5 separate regions of the Homo sapiens genome follow, and all the other regions are linked to region 2. Evidence: chromatin loops called from intact Hi-C (ENCODE). Cell type or tissue: B cell. All regions are shown on one strand. Region 1 overlaps ATXN1 (ataxin 1). Region 2 overlaps ATXN1 (ataxin 1). Region 3 has its middle 29 kb from the start of DTNBP1. Region 4 has its middle 59 kb from the start of ATXN1. Region 5 overlaps ATXN1 (ataxin 1).

Region 1 (5,000 bases), 180 kb after region 2:
CATCTCCAAGTTCTAAGCATTTATAAAAGGTATTCTCTTTTAAAGATAAAGACAAGTTTAGAAGGCAGGCCCCTTTTTTTGTCGCAATCGGTTAAAAAGTGAAGAGAAATAGAATGGGCTGAACAAAATATATAGCAGGCTCTGTGGTCTGCTTTTTCTAAAAGTTCTGCCCACAGATTTTCAGACACCAACAGCAACAAACAGTCATTCCCTCCCTCCTGCAAGTGAGGGTGACAGCCAATGCCAGGAGCTACAGCAACAGAAGAATGTACTTTAAAAGAGAGACAGGAGAATGGCTTAGACCCTCTACCTGCCATCACCATCACCTCCTAACCAGAAATGACAACAAGCAGCACTTTCTAGGAATTTGTTAGTGGCTGTGATCATGTGTCCTTCTTGCACTCACGTTTCTCTTTTGACCAAATATTATTTAGTAAGATGTGGTTGAGTGGCCCCTGGGAATCACCATTGAAACAGAAGGCTTTCTAAGTAAAATATCTGTTCAGTATCTGTTCTTGCAGTGCAAAGCACATTTCAAAAGTTCAGCCAACGGCTAGGAAAATGTTTGGGGCACGCAGAATCCCTTCTACGCCAACAGAACTAATCTCATGTATGCATTTTTCAGCTCCTGAGTTGAGAAGACATATTAAAAACCCAGCAACATGTTTATCTTCATTAAACAGCAAATGTCCTTTCAAACAATATACAACAGGGCAGAGATCACTGTTTGTGCTAATGGAAAGTGATCAAAAGCCCCAAGATTCTTTGGTTAGCTGACTCTGAAGCCTGCTCGTGCTTGAGTTTCTACACAAAGTACATCAAAAGAATATAGATATCACTGGAGATTCTAAATGTTTAAAGTCTCTAGGACTAGCAAGAAAATATGCTTGAAACTATAGGAAATGGGGAACAGAACATTACTGTTGACTTCCACCTTTTCCCTGTAACACAATACATTACAATCTATAAATAGCTTAGGCTGTCTGTTTAAATATGCACCTCCCCCGGAAAAGATAGAGGCTTCCGATCATCTTGCTATTTGCAAGGAATCTTACTCACAAATCAATCTAACAGGCCACGGTGATATTATGGGGATGTAAAAGGGACTGAAATGATCAAGAGCGTCACGTGTCTTCCAAGCCAAGTGGGGTCCTATGCCTTGCTGGTTTGAAGAAGTGGGAGAAACTTCATCAAGAGCAGCAACTCAGGTGTCTGTCCACCAGAGTAAGCAGGAGGTTCTGACCAGCAAGGGTAGCCTAGGGCATGGGAGGGAGGGAGACAGTGACTTTAAAGCTTTCCTGTTCTGTCACACTTCCTGCACCTCTGCCCAGAGGTGGCTGCTCCACAGACCCAAGCAGAAAGCAGACAAGAAAGGCAAGATGTCAGGAATTCTCTTCTCTCCCAGTAGCATCTTTCCTGTTCTAGCCTAAATGCAGGGGAAAAAGATTTGGGGCTGAGGCACCTCTGAATCCCAGGGAGCTCAGGAGCTCACTCTGATTCCTTGGAGCTGAAGAGTTGCTGTGTGCAAGCTGCACACAGCCGTAGCGTCTCTCATTAGACTCTCTTCTACCACTAGAGCCAGGCAGCTATGAAGAGTGACATGACCAGCCAGCCCCAGAAAGCAAAACGGGAATGCAATCAATACATGCCTCCTCTCGCCCATCAAACAGCTTTCTTCCTCCTTTCTCCCAAATCAAAACTGACTCCCTCTTGTTGGATCACAAAGAGCAAGAACGCAATGTGCAGTAGCCTTGTGGAGCTTAAAAAAAAGAAAAACAAAAAAAGACTGTCAGCTTGCAAGAATTTTACCAACCGGCAAGACATTACCCCTCATGTCCCAGAGCCATAGGGAGGCTGCGTCTGAGAGCGAGGCACACCAGCAGGAGAGAGACAGTTCTCATGGGTGGATGGTGAACCCTCTCTTATCAACAGCTAGACTCAGCAACCACACATTCCGTTTTACTTTCTCGCCCACATTCAAACCATTTTATCTCCACTAGAGGGCCAGGATGGAGATGAAATTTCAGCCTGGCAGTTTTGCTGCTGATTTAAGATTTGATCCTAAACCTTGGGGAGGGAGGGCTCGAAGGAAGGGAGGTGGGGTTAAGGCAACTCAGATACTCACGTGGGCATATCTGGGTCCCAGGCAATCCCTGGGTTCTGCCACAGGCTCTCTATCTCATGGGATGACACTGTTATTAAAATAATATCCACGGCACTTTGGGAGGCCAAGGTGGGCAGATCACGAGGTCAAGAGATCGAGACCAGCCTGGCCAACATGGTGAAACCCCATCTCTACTAAAAATACAAAAAATTAGCCAGGCGTGGTGGTGGGAGGCTGTAATCCCAGCTACTTGGGAGGCTGAGGCAGGTGAATCACTTGAACCCGGGAGGCAGAGGTTGCAGTGAGCCGAGATCACGCCACTGCACTCCAGCCTGGCGACAGAGCGAGGCTCTGTCTCAAAATAATAATAATAATAATAATTAATAATAATAATATCCATAAAGTACAACACAGGACACCTTCGGTAGCCACCTAGGCTCAAAAATTGGGTTATCTCTGACTCCATTCCTTTCATTGTTTCTAATACCCAGTTGCTCAGTTTGTTCAACTCTTTCTTTGTAGTGTCCTCCACATCGGTCCCTTTGTAACACGCCCACAGTAGTTCTCAAAACCTTATCTCCTTACGCCTGCAACTGCCTTCCCTCTGGGACCCCAGTCTCTTTTTTCTCCACCATCTCACGGGATATGGACACAGCTGTAAAGCTCATCTCACTAAAACATGGTTCTTCACATCCCCAACTTGTTGAAAAATCTCCAGTGACTGCCAACCCCCAGTTCAGGACCCCTCCCCACAGCACTGCCCATTTACACAGTGACCACTCCTCCCTCCCTACCACTACCACCCCCAAACCACAAACCAACAAGAAGCACCGTGTCCTGGGAATCTGTCAGTGGCTGGGACTCAGTCCTCCTCGCAGGCAGGTTTCTCTTCACCACATAATACACACGTAGCGAATGTGGTTGAGGGGTCCCCATTCTTTGGTCTGACACATGTGGTGTGACCCCTATCTCCCTGTCCAAGGCAGTCTCCCCCTTTCTCTCTATGAGCTGTCCATTCTCCGTGTTGAGTCCTACACGGAGCTTCCCACTTACTTTACATGTTAGATTGCTGTGTTTTCCTCAGCATATGCGTGGCCCCTGTCTGGAAGCCCCTCTTCGTTGATCTGGAGCTGAATTGTGGTCTGTTCACCAGGACCCCAGATGAAAGATGAAAGCATGAGAGAAGCGGATGCAGGAGGGGGATGGTATAGGGTGGTCCATACACCTGGGATGGAATCATGGAAGCATCCCAGACAGGTTAACTTTGCCTTAATAAAGCTTCTTAATTTTTAACAAGCCTAATGATCTCCATCTCATTCAGGAGGAACAAGGTCAGAAAGACAAGATGGGACCAGATGACTTGTGAACTGTGAGTTGAGCTCTGGACTGTTAGACAGTGATGTGTCTAAGACAAGGCCAATGTCTGGCAGGCCGGGGCTTTAGCGTAAGTTTAGCCACCTGCTAAATTGAGTTTAATTTGCCCGTGTCCTTATGATTGTCCCATCACCATAGCTAATTAATGTTAACTATGTTGTTATTTTTATTAATGCTCTTTTAATTTTAGTAAATATTTTTGAGCCAGATCTGACTGTTCCAAGCCTGGGCTTTGGGGGCTGCCAGGTATATTACTGCTACAACACCATCAGGAGCAAGTCACAATGCATTCTTAAGTTCATTCATTCTTTTACCCTACACGTTATCGAGCACCTACTGTGTGCTGTGTGAGAGGACTGGGACGTTGGGAGTTATACAAAAAGCTAAAAGCCATGCTTAGGACATAGCAGGTGACAAGTGTCCCTTCTAGGCCAAAGCTTTGAAGCATTGAATTGCTGGTGCAATTTTCCAATTTTTCTCTCTTCCAGTGATCATGAAAGAGGCCCCTAGATGGCTGGATAAAAAGATCAAAGCAGACTGCATCATGGAGTTATGCATGGAGGACAGTTGTCCTGGAGAGATACTGCATCCACAGCGGTCACTGTATGAATGAGAAATAAACTTTTATTTTGCTAAGCTACTGAAAGTTTAGGGTTGACCTTTCTGCAACAAAAGCTTATCCTATCCTGACTAATACAATAGCTTTTATTTTCTCTATTATTACCATTTGGTAATGAATCATGTCTAACAATGCCTTGTGCTAGGCTTTATATTTACTGCCCTCAGTATCTTTTAATTGCCTTAATGTCACTTTTACTCACTCCTTGCCACTTAATGAGACAAGAGCCTCTTGAAGACAGTGACCTTGGCTTGTACTTTCAGGGCTTACCTTTTCACCCTCCAACTCACATTTTCCTTCCTCTCATCATTTTCCCCAAAATTTAGTTGTGAGCCTCGCAAGCAGTAGCTGCTTAACTCATAACTGATGACTTGATATTTTCCCACTAGGAAATAATTCCCAATACGTAATAACAATTATTCATTTGCATTAACCAATACCACCATGCAGGCATGGATCATCAGGAATTAAGTGCAATGGCTACAAGAAGGCATTAGCTATTCATCTGTGAATTTATCTTAGCCATGGCCTTGATTCTGTGTCAACCATGGCTCATCATTTTTACTTATTTGTGTTGACCCTAATGTCTTTAGGTCTATTTAATGATTTTGGTCTGGGCTTCTAAAATTCTCATTCAGTCATTTGTTCATTCACACAAATACAGTAGTCAGTTTCTGAGAGGTAGCAGAGAAAAAAAGCTATGGAGTCAGGCTAGCTGTGAGACTGTGGGCCAGCCACTTGACCTCTTCATGTCCCCAGTTTCCTTTCCCACAAAACGAGTTTAAAATGTATCTTGTAAGGTTGTTGTGAGAATTACACAAGTTAATATATGCAAGATACATAAAAGTTATTTTAAATTTTAAAATAAAGCAGTACTGGGCATGTTGTAAGTGCTTAGAATGC
Region 2 (5,000 bases):
ATCCTCATCTGCCAGAGCCACTACTCTCCAAGATTCCCCTTAGCTCTGGGTCCACACTGGACCTACGATTTCCTCTCCCTAATACACACACACACAAACACACACACACACGCCAACTCAGCAGAGGCCGCCAGAAATAATCCTGTTCTCTGCAAGTTTCAAAAGAATTCCCAGTACAGCCACTCATATGATGACGGAGTGAGACTGTTAAAAACCGAATTTGATTATGGTTAAAAAACCCAAATACCATACAAAAATAGGGCTAGTGCACTGAATGTTTTCTCAGTGGGTTACATGCTTGGTTTGTCCATCTCTCTCTTCCTTTTCAAGTTGTCATTGAAGTTCCCCTTCACACCGTCCCCTTTCTCATTGGAAAGTAACAACTCGCCATTAACACTAGAGACGACAGCTCTTTCAGACAAATCAGATCAGTGTGTTCAAACCTGGACATACAAATGGTGACCCTGGAGCCAGTTCTTATGGTCAAGTATCTCAGTCTCTTACTAACCACTGAAGTCTGAGTTACTGCTGCTGTGTGGGCAAACCAATGCCCAACAGACAAGAGGCCAAATATCAGTGGAACTGACATGACCCAGGCTAGCAAGCAGCGGATGTGATTGCTTCCACAGGTAGCAGCTGTAGGTATGCACAGTGCAACATGCTGTGATTCTGAGAGCTGTGGGATTGGGCTTTGGGAATTCCACACCCTTGGGTTTTGGTATCTCACATCCAGACCCTCTTTTCAATGATCTGATTTTCTTTCTTTCTTTCTTTCTTTCTTTGGAGAGATGGGGTCTTGCTATGTTAACCAGGCTGGTCTTGAAATCCTGGCCTCAAGAAATCCTCCTTCCTTGGCCTCCCAAAGTGCTAGGATTCCAGGCATGAGCCACTGTGTGTAGCCAATGATCCGATTTTAAAACAAACACAATAAAGTAGCGGCCTTCAGCATTCAATCCTTGTCCATGTTGGAGCAACACTGAAATCCCTACTGAAACATAACCCCCTTTCTCTACTCTGCCCCCTACTTTGTAACTATTTTTTAGAGGGGGCAATGATTTTTTTCCTTCCTTCCTTCCTTTTTTTTTTTTTTTTTTTGAAAAGGTCTTGCTTCGTTGCTCAGACTGAAGTGCAGTGGCGTGATCTCGGCTTGCTGCAACCTGTGCCTCCTGGGCTCAAGTGATCCTCCCACCTCAGCCTCCCAGGTAGCTGGGACTACAGGTGCACGCCACCACACCCGGCTAATTTTTGTACTTTTTGTAGAGGTGGGGTTTTGCCATGTTGGCCAGGCTGGTCTTGAACAGGCCTCAGTGATCCACCCACTTGGCCTCCCGGTGCTGGGATTACAGGCATGAGCCACTGCAGCCAGCTTGGAAGGGGCAATGATTTAATGGCCCTTATTGGTTTTGCTCCAACATCATCAATGAACATCATAATGAAATGACAAATGATACAACAGAAAGTTCTCAATCCTTAATGATTTTGATCAGATATCTAGGAAGGTGCAGGTTTAGAAATTTGGTGTCTCGATATCAAAGGACATTTCAGTAAGAATAGAATTTCTCATATGACAAGAGAGGCGCTTAAAGACTGGGACGGAAATGAAAAATAAGGTTAAAAAAACCCTAAAACACTTATGCTGAAGAAATGAAGTGTTGAAGGAGTAATGTCACTTATTTACTCTCGCAACCCAGGTGTTTTTTTTTTGAGATGGAGTCTCACTCTGTCGCCCAGGCTGGAGGGCAATGTGCCAATCTCGGCTCACTGCAACCTCCGCCTCCCGGGTTCAAGCGATTCTCCTGCCTCAGCCTCCTGAGTAGCTGGGATTATAGGCGGCTGCCGCCATGCCTGGCTAATTTTTGTATTTTTAGTAGAGGCGGAGTTTCACCATGTTGGCCAGGCTGGTCTCGAACTCCTGACCTCAAATGATCCACCAGCCTCTACCTCCCAAAGTGCTGGGATTACAGGCGTGAGCCACTGCGCCCTGCCCACCTAGGGTTTTTGTAAGTGACAAATAACTGTGTTCTGTACAGCCTTCCCTTGTAAAAAGAAGTTCTAATAATGAACTTTTATCTTTAAATTTCAAGACTCACTCTTAAGAAAGGGAATGCCAAACGCTCCCACATTTCCATACCAACGAGCAAGGAAAACTCATGCGTGAGACCTACTCAGAGAGAACCAGTCCATGCGCCCCCTGCTGGCCCTCCTGCAGCACTGATCCAATAAAACCCCACAGGGTTTCATGAGGGATATTTATGCAAGAGTGATGTGTCAGAATGCAAAATGAGAACATTTGCATATAGTAGGCCCAGCCAGTAAGGGAATAGGTTAATTAGCCCAAGGCAGCACTAGGGAAGAAAAAGCAGCGGCATAAAAGTCCTTTCAAAGCCAAGTAAAATGTCAAACACATTCAGGAAGGGTCTATTAGCAATGCAAATGTAACATTGCCTGTACAATTGAATGCACAATACACAAAACTAGAAAACTCCTCTGAAGGTACTTCTTTAGGAAGCCAGCTTTCGTAAATTTGAAAAAGAATGCTGACTTGGTTCTCAGTAGTGCTCAGGTTTAATTATACTGTTTATTTGAGAGACATCGGCTTAGTCAGCCCTGAAGACTCACTGGACTGGTCTTCTGCGAAATGATTGCTAAGACATATTGGCCTTAACACACAAATCCAAATTTATTCTTCTGAAAACTTATCCATTGATAAACAGCATCTTTTCCAGAGATTGCCAATGAGAAATCAAGGACACAATGATTAAGACAGCAGTTGCAGCGAGCTGGGGCCAAACCGATAAAAGTTTCCACCCATCCTCCTCCTACATTTAGGGCTATTTACCAGTGCAGCACGGAGCAGACAGGGCTCTCTAACGCTGAGGTATGTGTCCCTTCTCTGGGCCCCGTAAGCTTTCAGTACTGATAAGGGGAAACCCACGGGTAGAGATTGGGTCTTGCTGTATTTTCAATGAACCACCAGAGGGCGCCCCAGGATGGCACCACATTCCTGGTCTATCGGGTGATCATGGGACTAAACAACAAAGAAGTAACTTATGAAGGTGGAAAAGTAGATTTGGAAAATAAGGAAGAGAGAAAAAGAAACGAAAGAAGAAAAAAGAAAAAAGGAGAGTGGGATTTCTGCTCTTAGAGTCTCTAGTTGCAGACAACTGGCCTCTGTGTCCTGAATTGCCCTCCCAGGGGACCCCCGAGGAGTTTATCTCTGGAAGCACCTGCCACAACAAAAAGATTTCTTCCAAACATGGGGCCATGCACAATTATATCAATGCCAAATTACCAGAGAGCCACATATGCAGATCGCACTGTTTAAACATTCCTATTGGAAAAGGGAAATTGGAGGGAGAGTTAATAGATGAATCAAGACAAATGTATTTAGAGTTTGCTACCCATGGTTTGCCTGATAATCACTGTTCTGAATACATTCATCTTAAGCCGCTTTAGAGCTACATTAACTATCTCTCTATCATAATTTCTAAATTTAGCCCAGTGGTATAAGGCTTTGCTAGTCGAAGTGTGGTCCTCCGACCCGTGACATCAGCATCCTCTGCAAGTTTGCTGGAAATGCAGACTCTCAGGCCCCACCCAGTCCTGCATTTTAACAAGATATCCAGATGATTCTATGCACAGTAAGGTTTGAGAAACCCTAGCAGCTATCCGATTAAATTTTCTACTGCTAAACTCTTAAGCAAATTAAACATCTCTAGCCTCTTCCTAATGGAGCAGGCACTGGGAAACCAAACTAGGTGTTGTACGTAAACACAGAGTTGATGGAGCCTCGGAGATAAACATCTAATATTTAGGTGATGCTCCACTGCTTCCTCTGGGGTCATCTAAACCTAATACGGCTGCAAATAACAAATGCTGCTTTTCTTCTGGTTCTTTACACAACTGCAGAGAAATATACTTTAAAAAGGCTATTATCATAAATTTTATACACAACTCAATCATTCCCAGGAAGAAAAATGAAATTTAACAAAGGAAGCTCCACACTTCTTTCTTTGCTATAATTTCATTTCGAGAAATTTTTTGCTATTACCATGGATTCAGACTGCTTGGGAAGTGATAGGAAAATGAGATGCTTCTGTGCTAGGGATGTGGGGAATATATGCCCACTGACTGCAAGTCCAGTAAATAGCAGCCAACTGCTCAGAATGGAAGATGCTCTTAGAATTTGATATATAAACTCCTAAAAATACATCTTAAACCTAGGGCAAGAAAATGGGTTGCTTTTCCTACACCCCCAATCCTGTGCTTCTCAGTTTGAATGAACCCATGGCTGCCTGGCCTGTATATCTATGGACAAACAGGGCACGGTTTCAGCTTTAAAGAAGAGGAAGAGCAGGCTGATGAGCTTGTGCCAGGACTGGAAAAACTACGTATGCAAACACTGAAGAGGGCAGAATACCTGGGTGTGAGGACAGAGGTTACTTGGGCATGTCAAGGATTCTCAAAGTGCTGACTCACCAATCTCCTTCCAGCTTTATTACATCACTAAACTGGAAGGCCTGTGTGGTGCACTGGCAGAAAGCACTTCATTTTGGCCAAGCATTAAAAACAGGTCCAAACCCGACATGCTTGGAGTATCTAGAATGGAGAAAGGTGGATTGGATGATAGCTATAATTAGATGCCTTTATGGTTGACTGAACAGGCATGCCCCCAAAGTGGATCACACATTCATTCATCAAACACTCATTCCGTTTCTAGTATGTATGACGGGGACCTCAATTGTTCAATGTCAGTGTGAAGCAAATGGTATGCCAGAACTCTATTTTTAGTTCTGTTCTATTCAATACTAATACAGTGTTTTGGTTATCATATTTCGAAGTAACAGAAGGCTAGAAGGGATATATGTTGCGAATAAGATTCAAATATATCTTAAGAAGCCGGAAGTGATGGTACCAAACCAGGAAAATTAAGATCAATGAGAATAAATGTAAATGCCTGCCCTTGGTTTCAACAGCTCAATTAGCCTACTAGCAGGGTT
Region 3 (5,000 bases), 640 kb before region 2:
TATTTAGATTGCAGTATCTTTTTATTATCTCTTTAGTAACTGGTTATTAAAGTGACTATTTATTAAATATATTTTTAAATATTAAACATTTTTTATTGAGGTAAAGTTCACAGAACATAAACTTCATAATTTAAGAGTATATAAACCCGTCTCTACAGAAAATAAACAAATTAGCTGGGTGTGGTGGCCTGTAGTCCCAGTTACTTGGGAGGCTGAGGTAGGAGAGGGGCTTGAACCTGGAAGGTCAAGGCTGCAGTGAGCCAAGGTTGCACCATGGCACTCCATCCTGGACGACAGAGTGAGACCCTGCCTCAAAACAACAACAACATAAAGAGTATATAATTCACGGTATTGCATAGCCATCACCTCCATCTAGTTCTAAAACATCTTCATTGCCCCAAAAGGGAACCCCTTACCCATTAAGCAGTCTGCTCCCCTTCCCCTTTCTCCCAGTCCTTGGCAACCACTAATCTTTGTCTCTATAGACTTACCTATTCTAGATAGGTCATGTAAGTGAAATCATATAATATGTGGCCTTTTGTGTCTGGCTTCTTTTACTAAGCATGTTTTCAAGTTTCATCCACCTCATGGCCCAAATCAGTACTTCATTCTTGTTTATGGCTCAGTAATATTCCACTGTATGAATATACCACAGTTTCTTTAAGCACTTACCAGTTGATGGACATATGGGTTGTTTCCATCTTTGGCTACTGTAAATAGTGCTGCTGTGAGCACTGGTGTACAAGCTTTTGTTTGAATACCTCTTTTTCAGTTCTTTTGGGAATATACCTAGGAGTGGAGTTGCTGGGTCATATGGTAATTCTATATTTAACTTTTTAAGGAACTGCCAAAGTGATTTCCACAGAGGTTGCATCATTTCATATTCCCACTAACAATGCACGAGGGTTTCAGTTTCTCTATGTCCTCACCAAACATCATTAAATATATTATTGAGAAGTTTTTCTGGAACTGTAATACAGAATTTATGAAAATCTAAATTTACAGAACGGTTTGGAGGGCATTTTGGCACATGGCTTGGCATTTTTAAGTTGTTAACAGTGTGAAGTATTCGGTGCTTCCCTGCAGTCAGAGCCCCTGGTTATTCTGGGAGCCACATGGCACTTGACCTCACAGTTAGTTTTAAGGCTCTGTTCCCTTGCTCGTTCCATGGTGTAGAACATTCCCATTTCTCATAGACCTTTATTTCTCAATTTTCTTTCTGCAGAGCACAAAGCCTTCCTCTGTATCCCCCACCCAGTAACTCCTCCCAATCCCCCAGTCTTATTAATATCCCAGCCCGTAGGAAAAACCGTCAAAGGAGATAACACCTGCCCACACATCCCCCATTGCACTCTGATAATATCTAATGAGACTTTCCAAGGCTCACCTTCAGCATGACAAACACCAATTCTCCCTGCTGGATTCCTGCTGTACCTGTCCCCAGTCCAACAACTTCCTGTTAGGAAAACCTGGCAGTTTTTCAATTAAGCAGATTGCACATGTCTTTCCAGAAATCTCAGGATCCTGGTGTGGTGAAAAGGACAGAATATCTGGGCTCTAGGCCCCATCTGTCACCCATGACCTTTGTTCTTTTCAGCATTTCCTACTGAATTTCTGCCAACTGCAAAGTGCTGTATTATACAGTGGACAGATCACTGGTCCTGCCTAGGTCTCAAATCTAGGAGAGGAAACACCTTGTCTTTCCTGGATCTGAATGATCCTGGACATCTATTCCACCTGAAAGTAATTCTTTGCTTCTGAATTGGAAAGACTGTCTCGATGGGAGGGAACAGTGATACTATTTCTTGGTACTATAAATGGTACTATTTCTTGTTTTATCGAGTCTAGAAGTAGGCGTGTAACAAATGAGTAAACGTTCCCAAAATATTTGGGAGAGGACATGAGACATGGAAAGAAAATTGAGACTTGCCGTCACTTTCACAAAGCCCCCCAAATTCAGCAGAACAAAAATCTCAGAAGGAAAGGCAATCCTCGAACTTAAATGCATTTTTACTTTGTGTATTAGCCTTATTTTTCCAATTTCTAGGGAACCACTGGCTTAGAGAAGAGAATCCAAAGAAGCAGAAACCCAATCTTCCGCTGACGTCTCAACAATGTGCCATCTGAACGATTTCTCATTTCTCTGTCTCCCTAGTTTCTTTTTCAGTTAACTCAAAAGTTTTCACTGGCCCATTTGAGCATTTTCGAAGTGTAACTAACGTCTACAGCCACTAGAGGGCAGACCGCAGCCTGAGGTCCGGTCCTGAGGCTGCAGAACCATCACCTCATTTCATTTTCCCTGCGTGCCTCCAGACGGCGCTGCAGCTCGTGTCAATCTTGCCAGCTCCGACGCTCCTGGCGCTGAGCTCCTCACTGGAGAGGGTAGGGAGAGTCTACCGTATCTGAGAGGCAACTGAGGAAGGGGCACCCTTCCTGGAGACGCTGCCCTGCATCAGAATCCCAGGAGGAGCTTTCCTCTTTGTATTTAAATTCTGTAACTGGAATTCATCATTGGCATAAAAAATATTTATAAAGTTCTTCGGCAGCGTCGTAGGCTACTAAGCGTGGAATAAACAGACGCTGCCCCGTCAGGGTTGAGTGACCCATCAAAACTCCTGAGGAACTTTCTCCTGTCAGTTTCTTCAGGGACAGCAGGACGACATTCTCCTTTCCCTCCCTCTAAAAACACAGGCAGGATATCATCTTTGGAGTCTTAGCATTCTCACACATCATGTTCTCAGTTCATCCAGAACCTTGAGAGGGAGGTATTCTATTTCTCCCAGTTTCATTTTTATTTTAAAACTCAATCTCGGGTTTCAGAAATCTGTTTTAACGATTTTAAACTTTTCTTTTCTTTTCTTTTTGAGACGGAGTCTTGCTCTGTTGCCAGGCTGGAGTGCACTGGCGCGATCTCCGATCACTGCAACTTCTGCCTCCCGGGTTCAAGCGATTCTGTTGCCTCAGCTTCCCCAGTAGCTGGGACTACAGGCGCCCGCCACCACGCCTGGCCAATTTTGTGTATTTTTAGTAGAGATGGGGTTTCACCGCATTAGCCAGGATGGTCTCGATTTCCTGACGTCGTGATCTGCCCTCCTCGGCCTCCCAAAGTGTTGAGATTACAGGCGTGAGCCACCGAGCCCGGCCCGATTTTAAACTTTTCAAAGCAAAGTTGATGTTAAAAACATGAAATACCACGAAAGAGCTTGTCATGAGAAGGAACGTTCCCAGTCTATTCCTTCCCACACGCCACCCCTGGTTCTCCAGCTAAAGGCGACCTTTAGGAACTTTTAACAGTTTCTATTTTCAGGATTTCTTGGGGGTCACCTCCAGATCTCTAAGTGATGTACCCATGGTACTATTTCTTGTTTTATTGAGTCTAGATTATAAACAATCTACTGAGTTTCTCTTTTAACAGATGAGGATTTAGCCTTTTTGAGGAAGTCTCTTGTGATCTCTGTTTTGAAGATGAGAAAACTGAAACTCACAAGGTTCAAGTGACGTGTCCAAGGTCACATAACCAAGAGCTGATGGAGTGGGAATTAGGACCCAGGTTTCCTAACTCTAGGATCCTTGTAATTTCCACCCCACGTTGTGGGGGACTCAACCCGCCTTTGCAAAAATTATAACTGAGAAAATTATGACAATGAAAGAGATCTGACGTAACCAACTCCATCTTGCTTCTAACCTCCAAGCTGTCCTTGTTCATTCCTGGGTGTAGGCTGAACTAACTTTGCGAGGAACTTAGTTTATAGTTTAACTTTGAAACAAAGGTGACAACAGCCCTTTCCCAAAACAAACCCCCTTCCTGCTTGGGACCAGACTGCCTTTAGAGGACTAATAGATTAGCCTCTATTAGTCCTCTAATCTTGTGGCTACAAGATTAGAAATTATGGTTCAGGAGTCATGCAGCTGGAGGCTATAAGATTCTGAACTGGCCAGGCACGGTGGCTCACGCCTGTAATTCCAGCACTTTGGGAGGCCGAGGTGGGTGGATCACGAGGTCAAGAGTGCAAGACCAGCCTGGGCAAGATGGTGAAACCCCGTCTCTACTAAAAATACAAAAAAATTAGCCAGGCTTGGTGGCACGCGCCTGTAATTCCAGCTACTTGGGAGGCTGAGGCAGAGAATTGCTTAAACCCAGGAGGCCGAGGTTGCAGTGAGCCAAGATTGCGCCACTGCACTCCAGCCTGGGCGACAGGGAAAGGCTCCATCTCAAAAAAAAAAAAAAAAAAAAAAAAGGAAAAGAAAAGATTCTGAAGATTCTGAACCTCCTTGAATTACTCCTGGGGATAAATCATCATTGTAAAATTTAAGATCAGTGCTTGAGCTATTTTGCAGACTCTGTGCTGGATATATCAGCTGGCACCACCCAGATGGATACACTGGCTCATCTGGTCTTGTGGCCCCCACCCAGGGACTGCCAGACAGCACAAGAGGACAGCTTCGACTCACTGTGATTTCATCTCCAACCCAACAATCAGCACTCCTGACTCACGGTCCCCTAGCCACCAAATTATCCTTAAAAACTCTGATCCCTGGCTGGGCGCCGTGGCTCACGCCTGTAATCCCAGCACTTTGGGAGGCCGAGGTGGGCGGATCACAAGGTCAGGAGACCGAGTCCAGCCTGGCTAACACGGTGAAACCCCGTTTCTACTAAAAACACAAAAAATTAGCCGGGCGTGGTGGCGGGCGCCTGTAGTCCCAGCTACTCAGGAGGCTAAGGCAGGAGAATGTCGTGAACCCGGGAGGCGGAGCTTGCAGTGAGCCGAGATTGCGCCACTGCACTCCAGCCTGGGCCACAGATCGAGATTCTGTCTCAAAAAAAAAAAAAAAAAAAAAAAAAAAAAAAACTCTGATCCCTTAATTCTCAGAGACTGATTTGAGTAATAATAAAACTCCGGTCTCCCCTACAGCCAGCTCTACATGAATTAAATTCCTTCTCTGTTGCGATTCCCCCATCTTGATAAATCAGCTCTGTCTAGGCAGTGGGCAAGGAGAAC
Region 4 (5,000 bases), 490 kb after region 2:
ACTGTTCTTTAGGGAATTGTCTTTTATCATTTTCTAGTTTGGATTATATATTACCATTACCTATCTACCTATACTAAAAGCTACAATTATTTTTATTTTATATATAATTTACCAAATGTATAGTACACTAAATTTTATGTGTAGCATAGAATTACAGCAGTGATTCTCTTTCTGAATAATACCAGGGCTAGTGCTTTCTGCTGCCTTTACTGTTTTAGCCCAGGGTAGAAACATTCCATTCATACACAGATAACCTCATCTCCAAAGAATCAAAATGGTTTACTCTATGTAAGATATATATTTATGGAGAGAGACAGTGAGAATGAACGCAAGAGCATGAGCAAGAGAGAGAGGGAAAACAACTGGAAATGGGGTTCCCTTGAAAGAAGATTCCAAAGTCTCAGTAAGTATTTTTGCCACCTTTCTAGGCGCACCGATGCAGAACTACAGTAAACTTAAGGAAAAAGCAAAAGCACTGAAGTTGTGAAAAGGATGATGCAATTGGCACCATGGAAAGACCCCTTGAAGCTAGAATCCAATTAAGTCAGTTTCAAGTCCAAGATCTCCATTTATTGGACCTACAACTTTAGAGTTTCATTAAAAATCTCCAAGCACCATTTTTTGTCTTGAGCAAAAAGTGTTAAGATCTTAATATTAGTATTAAAATCTTAATATTAATATTAAGACATTAATATAAAACAGTCGAGATATAACCCCCTCCTATTTCACAAAGTTATTGTGACACTTGAATGAATGAATGCTATAAAGTTGTTTTGTCTACCATGACAAGAAGGCATTATTTAACTTAAAAAGCAAGCAAGCAAACAACTGCAGTTTCTTGAGCATCTACAAGCGCCAGGCATTGTATCAGATTCTTTGCATGCATTTTTGCTCTTCACAACACCTCCCGCCTCAGCCTCCCAAAGTGCTGGGATTACAGGTGAGAATCCCAGCCAAAATGCACCTGGCCAAAATGATCATTTTTTAAGTTGATGATAAACTACTTAAAAATAGAGCTGGGTGCGGTGGCTCATGCCTGTAATCCCAGCACTTTGGGAGGCTGAGGCGGGCGGATCACTATGTCAGGAGTTCAAGACCAGCCTGGCCAAAATGGTGAAACCCCATCTCTACTAAAAATACAACAATTAGCTGGGCATGGTGGCGTGTGCCTTTAATTCCAGCTACTCAGGGGGCTGAGGCAGGAGAATTACTTGAAACCAGGAGGCGGAGGCTGCAGTGAGATTGTGCCACTGCACTCCAGCCTGGGTGACAGAGCAAGACACAGTCTCAAAAACAAAAACAAAAAATGTTTTTAAGTAGTTACCCCGGTGAAGTAAGTATTGATATACACATGTATTGATATATACATGTAAGGATAGAGCTTGTTAAGTATTGATATACACATGTATTGATATATACAAGTAAGGATAGAGCTTCGACTCATATTTTCCACGTTTTTCTTTGCCTTCCTAACCCCTAGTAATCCCAGTCCTCAAATCTTGGCTTTGGGGCTGCTGAGTTTGGTGGGAAGAAAGAAACATCAGGCACCTTCACACCTGACTTTGTCTCCTCTGTCTCTGTAGCACTGAGTGGGTAGCAGGTTGGCACAGACATGGGGTGAAAAAGTTGAGCTAATCTTTAACTTTTTTCTACCACTCTTCTCAGATGTGCCAGACAATGAAAATAGACTGTGACCTTTTCATTAAAACAAAGTGAAAGCTGAAAGGATGACACAGTTCTCCAAGGTAGTAACCTGTAATGTTGTAGGCACCTTGAGTGCCCTCAAATTCTGTATTATCTCACCTGGCCCTTCTCTGCAGGTTTTGCTCTTTCCCGTGGTTTGCCCCTTTCTACTGAAGAGCCTGCTCCTCACCTATTCGTGCAATGTTTGTTTTTAGCCTGTGTTCTGAAATATCGATGTTCTAGCAGCCAACTCAGAATATGGCATAGAGTTTGTTCTGGGTGTTCTCCTGTCCATATCGATTGGATCAAAGGGAGATCCATCTGGAACCCACTTAATGTCCTTCCAGATGGTAAGCTTGCTTCCAGATGGCATGTTTAATAGGAGAAAAAGAAATCACTAAACACAAGCATCGTAGCGCTAGGGATGGCCCTGTAACTTTATTTCTTTCAGGATTCCTCAAGACATTAACTCTTTTTTTTGGTCTTAGATTTTCACAGGAAAAGTTTCCAATTCTCAGGGTGAAATTAGGGGCCTTTGGAGAGTTATGATGTTATTTATAGCCAAATACCAATCATCTATAACTGCGCACCTGCTTGTGGTGGTTTGAATCTTCTCATTTTAAAAGTTTAGATAAATTGATAAACCATTATCAAGCTGCACAAAGGGCTTAGGAGCCTCTGTTGTCAAAGTGCCACCTACTGGATGCAAGCTAATATTTGGCTGATCCTAAAAAGCAGAGAGCTTTCAGCAAGCCTGAGCCGCCTCCAGTTTATCATCAACTTAAAAAATGATCATTTTGGCCAGGTGCACTTTGGCTGGGATTCTCAACTGTAATCCCAGCACTTTGGGAGGCTGACGCAGGAGGATCTCTTGAGCCCAGGAATTTGAGACCAGCCTGGGCACCCCCATCTCTCCAAAAAAAATTTTTTTTAATTTTTATTTTACTTTAAGTTCCAGGATACATGTGCAGAACATAAAGGTTTGTTACATAGGTATACGCGTGCCATGGTTTGCTGCACCTATCAACCCGTCATCTAGGTTTTAAGCCCCACATGCATTAGCTATTTGTCCTGATGCTCTCCCTCCCCTCCTCATCCCCCAATACGCCCCAGTGTGTGTTGTTCTCCTCTCTGTGTCCATGTGTTCTCATTGTTCAACTCCCACTTATGAGTGAGAACATGTTGTGTTTGGTTTTCTGTTCCTGTGTTAGTTTGCTGAGGATAATGGCTTCCAGCTTCTTCCATGTCCCTTTTTATGGCTGCATAGTATTCCATGGTCTGTATGTACCACATTTTCTTTATCCAGTCTATCAGTGATGGGCATTTTGGTTGGTTCCATGTCTTTGCTATTGTAAATAGTGCTGCAGTAAACATACGTGTTCATGTATCTTTATAGTAGAATGATTTATGTTCCTCTGGGTATACACCCAGTAATGGGATTGCTGGGTCAAGTGGTATTTCTGGTTCTAGATTCTTGAGGAATCACCACTCTGTCTTCCACAATGGTTGAACTAATTTACATTCCCACCAACAGTGTAAAAGCATTCCTATTTCTCCACACCCTCACCAGCATCTGTTGTTTCCTGACTTTTTAATAATCTGTTGACCACATAGATGTCTTCTTTTGAGAAGTATCTGTTCATATCCTTTGCCCACTTTTTGATGGGGTTGTTTGTTATTTTCTTGTAAATTTGTTTAAGTTCCCTGTAGATTCTGGTTATCAGACCTTTGTTAGATGGGTAGATTGCAAAAATGTTCTCCCATTCTGCAGGTTGCCTGTTCACTCTGCTGATAGTTTCTTTTGCTGTGCAGAAGCTCTTTAGTTTAATTAGATCCCATTTATCAATTTTAGCTTTTGTTGCAATTGCTTTTGGCATTTTCATCAACCCCATCTTATAGAGATGGCAACCCTATTTTGAGGAGATGGCAACGCCATCTATACAAAAAAATAAAAATAAAATAAAAAATTAGCTGGCCATGGTGGCACACACCTGTGGTCCCAGCGACTCAGGAGGCTGAGGCACAAAGATTGCTGGAGCCTAGGAGGTTGAGGCTGCAGTGAACCACTGCACTCAAGCCTGGGTGACAGAGAGACCCTGTCTCTTAGAAAAGAAAATAAAATTTCCATTTGCAAGATAAGTGAGCCTACTAAACATCACAAGTTTGTGCCTCAAAAGAGGCAACATGCTTTCCTTTGAGCACAGGTTGGAGACTGGATGTTTGGAACCTGGCCTCCTAAGCAAGTACTACCAGATAGGACACATACTTCCTAACTCCTTTGCTGCTACCTTGGTAAATGTCCTTTGCTTCAGACTTTTCAACACACAAACTTGTGTGGCCTGGTACCTTCTATTCATTCAACAAAGAAATACATATTCATTCATTTTTTCATTCATTTTATCAAGGGTATCCTATGTGACAGGCCGTGGGCTTGGAGGTAGGGACACAGAATGATGATGGTGGGCAAATTTTCATTGAAGCCTGGATCATCCAGCTCTGAGCCCCTTCTTCTTCAGCACACATCCCTGGGACAGTGGGTTAGTGGAATTTGCACCTTTGCCCTGAACTTGCCCTTGCTCCATAGATGACACAGGGATCAACTAGGGGCAACCCCAATCAACCCTACAAGCTATGTGTGCTCCCTCATGGCCTACTGGCTGTCAACTCAGGAACGAAAGGTCCAGACCTCATCTAAAGTTCTCAGGGCCTGGATCCATAGACAAGGTAGTAGGTCATTCAACTTTGTTTTTTCTCCTGGCCAGTCAGAGATTGCAGGTATTTGCACATGTAGCCCAGCTGCCAGCTGAACAGTGCTCAAGATCAAAGAGTGATATGTGACAGGTCCCTGTGTGGTCACCAACACTGGCCGCTCCAATGGCCACAGGCCAAGTGCCCTAGCAGTCCCGTGGACTTTGGAGTTTGGATCCCTGCAGCCCTTAGTTACGCAAAAATTGAAATAAAGATTGTGGCGATGTAGCTAGGACTGATGTTTTCATTTGCAGTATCTATGAAGATAGGGTTTGCTTAGCAGAGTTCTAAAAATCCTATCTTCTTTGTATACTTAGTTAAAAATAAAGCGAAACAACAATATCCCCAAGACTGGGGGTAAGAGACAGCTGATAAATGCTTACATTTATTAAGAGGATACACAGTTCTCTTCATACTCTGTAATGCAGAATACACAGTAAGAAGAATTAATCTTACATTAATTAAGAGAACACACAGTTTTCAAGTAACCTGGAATGCTCTATAAACACCTATCAGGTTCATGCAACTATAGATCATTTTTATCTGTTTCTAAGCAAACATTTCTTAGG
Region 5 (5,000 bases), 89 kb after region 2:
TGTTTGAGACAGGGTGATTAATGGGAGCATGGTCCCAACGCTCTGGTGTAGCAAAAGATTGAGAAGTGAACACTGTTGTAGAGCTACGAAAAGATATTTGGCACATAATAGGTGCTTAAAATGCTCATTAAATGAAAGAATTAATGCATAACCCTTCCTACTGAATGTTTGTGTCTAGAAGATGCACTGTCTCAAACTATTCCCATTATAAAAGTAAATATTGTTCCTGTGTACAATTAGTCCCTTCCTCTAGACTATTAATCCCTGGCTCCTGGCAAAAACTCCTTGCATTTGTACAGAAATGGAATCGGTTTTTGGCCACATTAAGCGATACTTCTTTCCTTAAGCACATCAACTCCCTCTGTGGCTTTCAGGAATGCTTAGCCTTTGGAATAAAGTAGAAAGTACAGAAATCCACTGGAATACATGGCCTGGCACATGTCAAATCAAAGAAGGAATAGAGAAGCAGGGAGCATTCATGAGATCTGAACAGTCTGACCATGCAATACTCCTTTTTTTTATTTTATTTTATTATTATTATACTTTAAGTTTTAGGTTACATGTGCACAATGTGCAGGTTAGTTGCATATGTATACATGTGCCATGCTGGTGTGCTGCACCCATTAACTCGTCATTTAGCATTAGGTATATCTCCTAATGCTGTCCCTCCCCCCTCCCCCCTCCCCCCACCCCACAACAGTCCCCAGAGTGTGATGTTCCCCTTCCTGTGTCCATGTGTTCTCATTGTTCAATTCCCACCGCAATACTCCTAACGCTAATAATTGTAGGTGTTAATGGTAACAATTTGTTATAAATGATACAACATATTTCTATTTGTTCCTTAGCTTTCAAGCATTCGCTTGATGTCATGGTCTGAAATTTGGCCAAGGTGTTCCTATTTTCAGGCCTCGATATGCCCACAGATGCTTCCCTGGTTATCCTTCATTGAACCAACTCCTCCACTTACTAGCTGTGTGACTTTGTACAAGTAAGGTAACCACCCACCCTAAGCCCCAATTTCCTTTTCTGTTGAATAAGGGTAATGATGGTACATATGTCTTACAACTGTCATGAGCTTTTTGTATTGTTTTCTTCTTTGAGATGGGTTCTTGCTATGTTGCCTAGGCTAGGCTCAAACTCTGGGGCTCAAGTGATCCTCCTGCCTCAGCCACCCAAGTAGCTGGGAGTACAGGTGCATGACACTGCACATGGCTTCCCATGAGCTTTTGATGAACTGCTGCATGTAAATATTTTAGCACAGTGCTTGGCACATAATACATGTTCAATAAATGTTATCTATTCCAATCATTATTATAATTAATAGCCAATCCTATTCTTATGATAGTTCTATCACTGTCTACTCATTTGCCTGGTAATCATATACTCTTTGTATTTTATAAATATATACATTAATATATTTTATAAATATTTTTATAATATTTTGAGTAATTTAAAATGCCCAAATGGCTGTTTTCTTGTGATACAACCATGGAGTACTTTCCAGGGTGGGTATGGCAGTGTGCAAAGGAAAAGGCCTGGCCCTGGGCAGTGCTATTTTCAGAGTGTGTGAGGGCCAGGCTGCACCACATCCCATATTTCCCTTTGAAGAAATCAGCCAACGTAACAAGCAAAGGTGCCAGGGAGGCCTTGAGGGTACCAGTGTACAGGGGACACTGCTACATGTGCATGCTGAGTGGCTGCCCGGGTCTGCCTTTGTGTACTAGGGGAATGTGTGGTGAGGCTGGAGGGGACAGAGCTGGCCACCTGTGAGAAGGACTCTCAGGGCTGCTGTCATCATTTGGCAGAGTCCATCCTTCTACTCCAACCCAACCTCACTCTCAGGGAGGGGACGGATGAGGACCGCTCATCCTATCATCTACAGGGTTTTTAAAGTGTGGGTCCTCATTCTCTGGCCTGGGTGGCCATGATCCGAGGGCATTTTGTTCTGGTGCACAGATACAAAGACTGGGGATGGGGAGGACAGTAATCTTTTATACAAGGACACATGAACCACCACACTGGTGCCTTAGAGAACATAGGCAACGAATACTCTGCTGCAGCATAAGTGATCGAAAGTCACACGTTAATGCAAATTATGTAAATCCTCACTAAATGATTTGAATAGAAAGGAAATCACCATAGCACCACTGTTCTCCATAACGTGAGCTGCAGTGTTCTATGCTGCATTTTACTTCCCCGGTATGAGGGCAGCTAGAGAGATGGTGGGATGACTTTCACTGTCTCTGGGGACCTTCAGACAAATTAGCTATCTTGTGAACAGTCCCAGGATGCCAACTTTCTAAATAAACATCAAAATGCATTTACTGTCTGTATCACTTAAGAGGTTGAGAATGGAGGGGGGAGCCTAACTGCAAACATTTGCGTGTTTTTATTTAACAATAGCTTAGCTATTAGACAATATAGAGTATTAGAAAGACTGTCTTAGAAGACTGAAGAGGTGAAGCTGGTGTTCTGAGTATGTCTACACAGCCTGCATAGAGGCAGATGTATATAAATGATCATGTTACTCTGCCTAAAATGGATAAAACTCGGAACAAAACAATCCACATTTAGTAATACCCTGAAGCTGACTCTAATTTGTATTCACTGTGACAACTCCTTACTTTCAAATCTGAAGTAATTATTAGAAAGTGAGAAAACAGACATTACTTTTGGGAAGCTGGGAGATGGCTTTATAGTCTAAGTTGCCACTAGATAGAATGACCCATAAAAATTACTTGGAAGGCTATTATCTCATAACCGGGGCCTATAAAATCTAACAGTTACAGATTCTCTCTCTCTCTCTCTGTCTCTCTCTCTCGTGTGTATTTTAATTAAAGACTTAAACTGCTAAGAGACAAAACTGAAAACATGTACGTAATCCAATTTTGCATAATGTCTCTGCGGTTTTGTAGTTGATTTTCCCCATCTGACCCTGACTTACATGTGATACACACACATTTACTGGTTTATGGTAGGAAAACTGCTCTGGCTGGGTACTGGCACTCGCCTTTGTGATTCAGGCATGAAACCATGAGGTGCCCAGCTGGAATTCAGAAGAAGTACATTAGGACAGAGGGGCAGCTTTGTATTTATTTATTAGGTTCTTCCAACTTAAGTTGCCAGGGTAGCATGAGCTTTTTAAAAACAGTTGTTTCTGGCCTTCCTGTTTTAGGCTTTTATCTAATAGAGTGTGAGAAGACATGAGTTCACATGCAGCTAAGGATGAGATTATTCAAACTGAAACCAACCCCACATATCAAACCGTGGTGTCATTTTCGTCACTTTAACAGTAGAAAGGACACAGGAAAAAAAAAAGAATGAAATCATTTACTGAACTAACAGTTACATTTGTCCCCTCCTGCCTTGGATAAATAATGACTAATTTTTAAATAACAGATTGGTACAGCTCTGAGATTAGGAGACAGAAAGCATGGAAAGGTCCTCAGACCTTTTAGGTTTGGTGCTTTCCTGTTCCTCTGAATGGGCATTTTTCAAAACCATTTTGAATGTAAAAGGCTGTAGAGTTCAACACTGGGCTTCTTCCTACTTTATGAGGTTATACACAGGTTCAAGGGTGAGGGTAAAGACAAGCAGGTGCAGAGTTTCACACGGGAGGGTGGGGGGGGCGTGAGTGTGCATGCATACATATTTGTGGGAGATGAGCGTGCATGCAAATAGGTGTGCAGAAGTGAGTGCACACAAATGCACATGTGTGGGTGAGTGTGCATACAAGTACATGTGCAGGCGTTGATATGCATACATGTGTGCAGGCGTGAGTGTGTACACAGTGTGCAGGGGCCATGACTGTGCATGTATATGTACACTGCAGGGGCAATATGGAAAAAAACATGGAATACAATGCAGTTTAGCCACGACTGGCAGCCAAGATTGACCTTTAAGCCCATTTCATGGCCACTGCATATGCATTTTTTATTATATGCCAATCCCAGGACCTGGTGCAAAGATAGCCAGTAAGAAGTAAGATCTTCATCTTTTGAAGTATATAAGGGTTTTTTTTTTTATTTGCCTCTGTGCTAAGAAGAATGGCCAAATCATATTCCTCTTCATTCCAAGTTGGAGCAGAACAGCCTTAGGTTGCTGCCAACTGTTATCCTTCGAGAGGGCCACATATTTTGAGGTTTCAGAGACAGTGAGGTAGATTCTGCCTTGAGAAATATCAGACACTCAAGTACTCCGGCGACACACTGAGCAAATGTTTTTGCCAGCAGAAAGATATAGGTGGGTTCACCGTGGCGCAGGTGAGGGAGAGGAAGCTGTGCACAGTAAGCGCACTTTCTCTTCTCCAGACATCCTGGTGCCACAGTAGTTCCCATTCTCTCTCCTCTTCTGTAACTTCTAAGACCTTTGCCTTAAGTGAATGGATCCTCCTAAGACAGCCATAACTGCATTTATTTACGTCCCTGCTCTTTGACTTGAAAAGTTCACCCTTTCTTGGAGAGAGAGACTTGGAAAAGAGAGGCATGAAGGGTCTCAAGCCCTGGCAATTCTGCCTCAGTGAATCCGACTTCTACCTCCACAGTGAAATCTCCCTAGCTAGTTGAGGGGCAGCAGTATTAATTGTTCCTTCCTAAGAGTTGTCAAGCAAATCAACCTGAGAACTGGAATCCACCCAAGACACACCTATGCCTTTTACAATAAAGATTCAGTGAAGAATCCTGCCCTTCACAACAGCCTCCTCAAGTAGGGAAAACGCTACAAAAAATGGATACATGACAACCAGGAACTCCTTCACCCACAGAGAGATGTTTCTTTGATCTGCCTTATCTCTGCCATCTGTTTTCCCAACCTGGGCCAATGTGGTCTAATTTCAGTTCTTTCATATTTTCACAAGTCAGAGGGAAACCAGGAATCTTAAAGGTTTACTACTGAAAAGCACTTTATTTTCAGTAAGGTGCTTTAAAAAATAGAATTGTCATATCTGATCTGATTCAGGTAAGAAATTTCAGAAAGGGAACTCTAGAATTCATTTTTCATAA

What was found. Hi-C counts contacts between places; a loop is a spot of excess contacts. Peaks named below come from ENCODE experiments on the same cell type or tissue, not always from the same donor. Only the 100,000 strongest peaks of a DNase experiment are listed, where the experiment ranks them.
Region 1: a loop joins it to region 2, with 6 times the contacts of the local background. A loop is called at or near these places in 58 of 110 quality-filtered maps.
Region 3: a loop joins it to region 2, with 7 times the contacts of the local background. A loop is called at or near these places in 2 of 110 quality-filtered maps.
Region 4: a loop joins it to region 2, with 30 times the contacts of the local background. A loop is called at or near these places in 6 of 110 quality-filtered maps.
Region 5: a loop joins it to region 2, with 6 times the contacts of the local background. A loop is called at or near these places in 22 of 110 quality-filtered maps.

The regions. Positions count from the first base shown.
Region 1 is chr6:16,512,520-16,517,519 of GRCh38, forward strand. The region is part of intron 5 of ATXN1 (ataxin 1); the gene reads right to left. Among named protein-coding and RNA genes, the nearest start is that of ATXN1-AS1, 250 kb to the right of the region's middle. In B cell, a CTCF peak has its summit at 2,020 (motif pointing right); a DNase peak (open chromatin) is centred at 1,972.
Region 2 is chr6:16,329,315-16,334,314 of GRCh38, forward strand. The region is part of intron 6 of ATXN1 (ataxin 1); the gene reads right to left. Among named protein-coding and RNA genes, the nearest start is that of GMPR, 93 kb to the left of the region's middle. RefSeq lists an enhancer at 2,784-3,078 and a silencer at 2,784-3,078. In B cell, CTCF peaks have their summits at 2,182 (motif pointing left), 3,012 (motif pointing right) and 3,211; DNase peaks (open chromatin) are centred at 2,207 and 2,967; H3K4me3 peaks cover 593 bases; H3K27ac peaks cover 638 bases.
Region 3 is chr6:15,689,172-15,694,171 of GRCh38, forward strand. No RefSeq gene overlaps it. Among named protein-coding and RNA genes, the nearest start is that of DTNBP1, 29 kb to the left of the region's middle. In B cell, CTCF peaks have their summits at 2,281 (motif pointing right) and 2,481; a DNase peak (open chromatin) is centred at 2,260; H3K27ac peaks cover 323 bases.
Region 4 is chr6:16,817,551-16,822,550 of GRCh38, forward strand. No RefSeq gene overlaps it. Among named protein-coding and RNA genes, the nearest start is that of ATXN1, 59 kb to the left of the region's middle. In B cell, no CTCF peak of the experiment used is centred here; no DNase peak of the experiment used is centred here; H3K27me3 peaks cover 175 bases.
Region 5 is chr6:16,418,035-16,423,034 of GRCh38, forward strand. All of the region lies in intron 6 of ATXN1 (ataxin 1), which reads right to left. Among named protein-coding and RNA genes, the nearest start is that of GMPR, 180 kb to the left of the region's middle. RefSeq lists an enhancer at 3,170-3,219. In B cell, no CTCF peak of the experiment used is centred here; DNase peaks (open chromatin) are centred at 2,217 and 3,097; H3K4me3 peaks cover 779 bases; H3K27ac peaks cover 3,745 bases.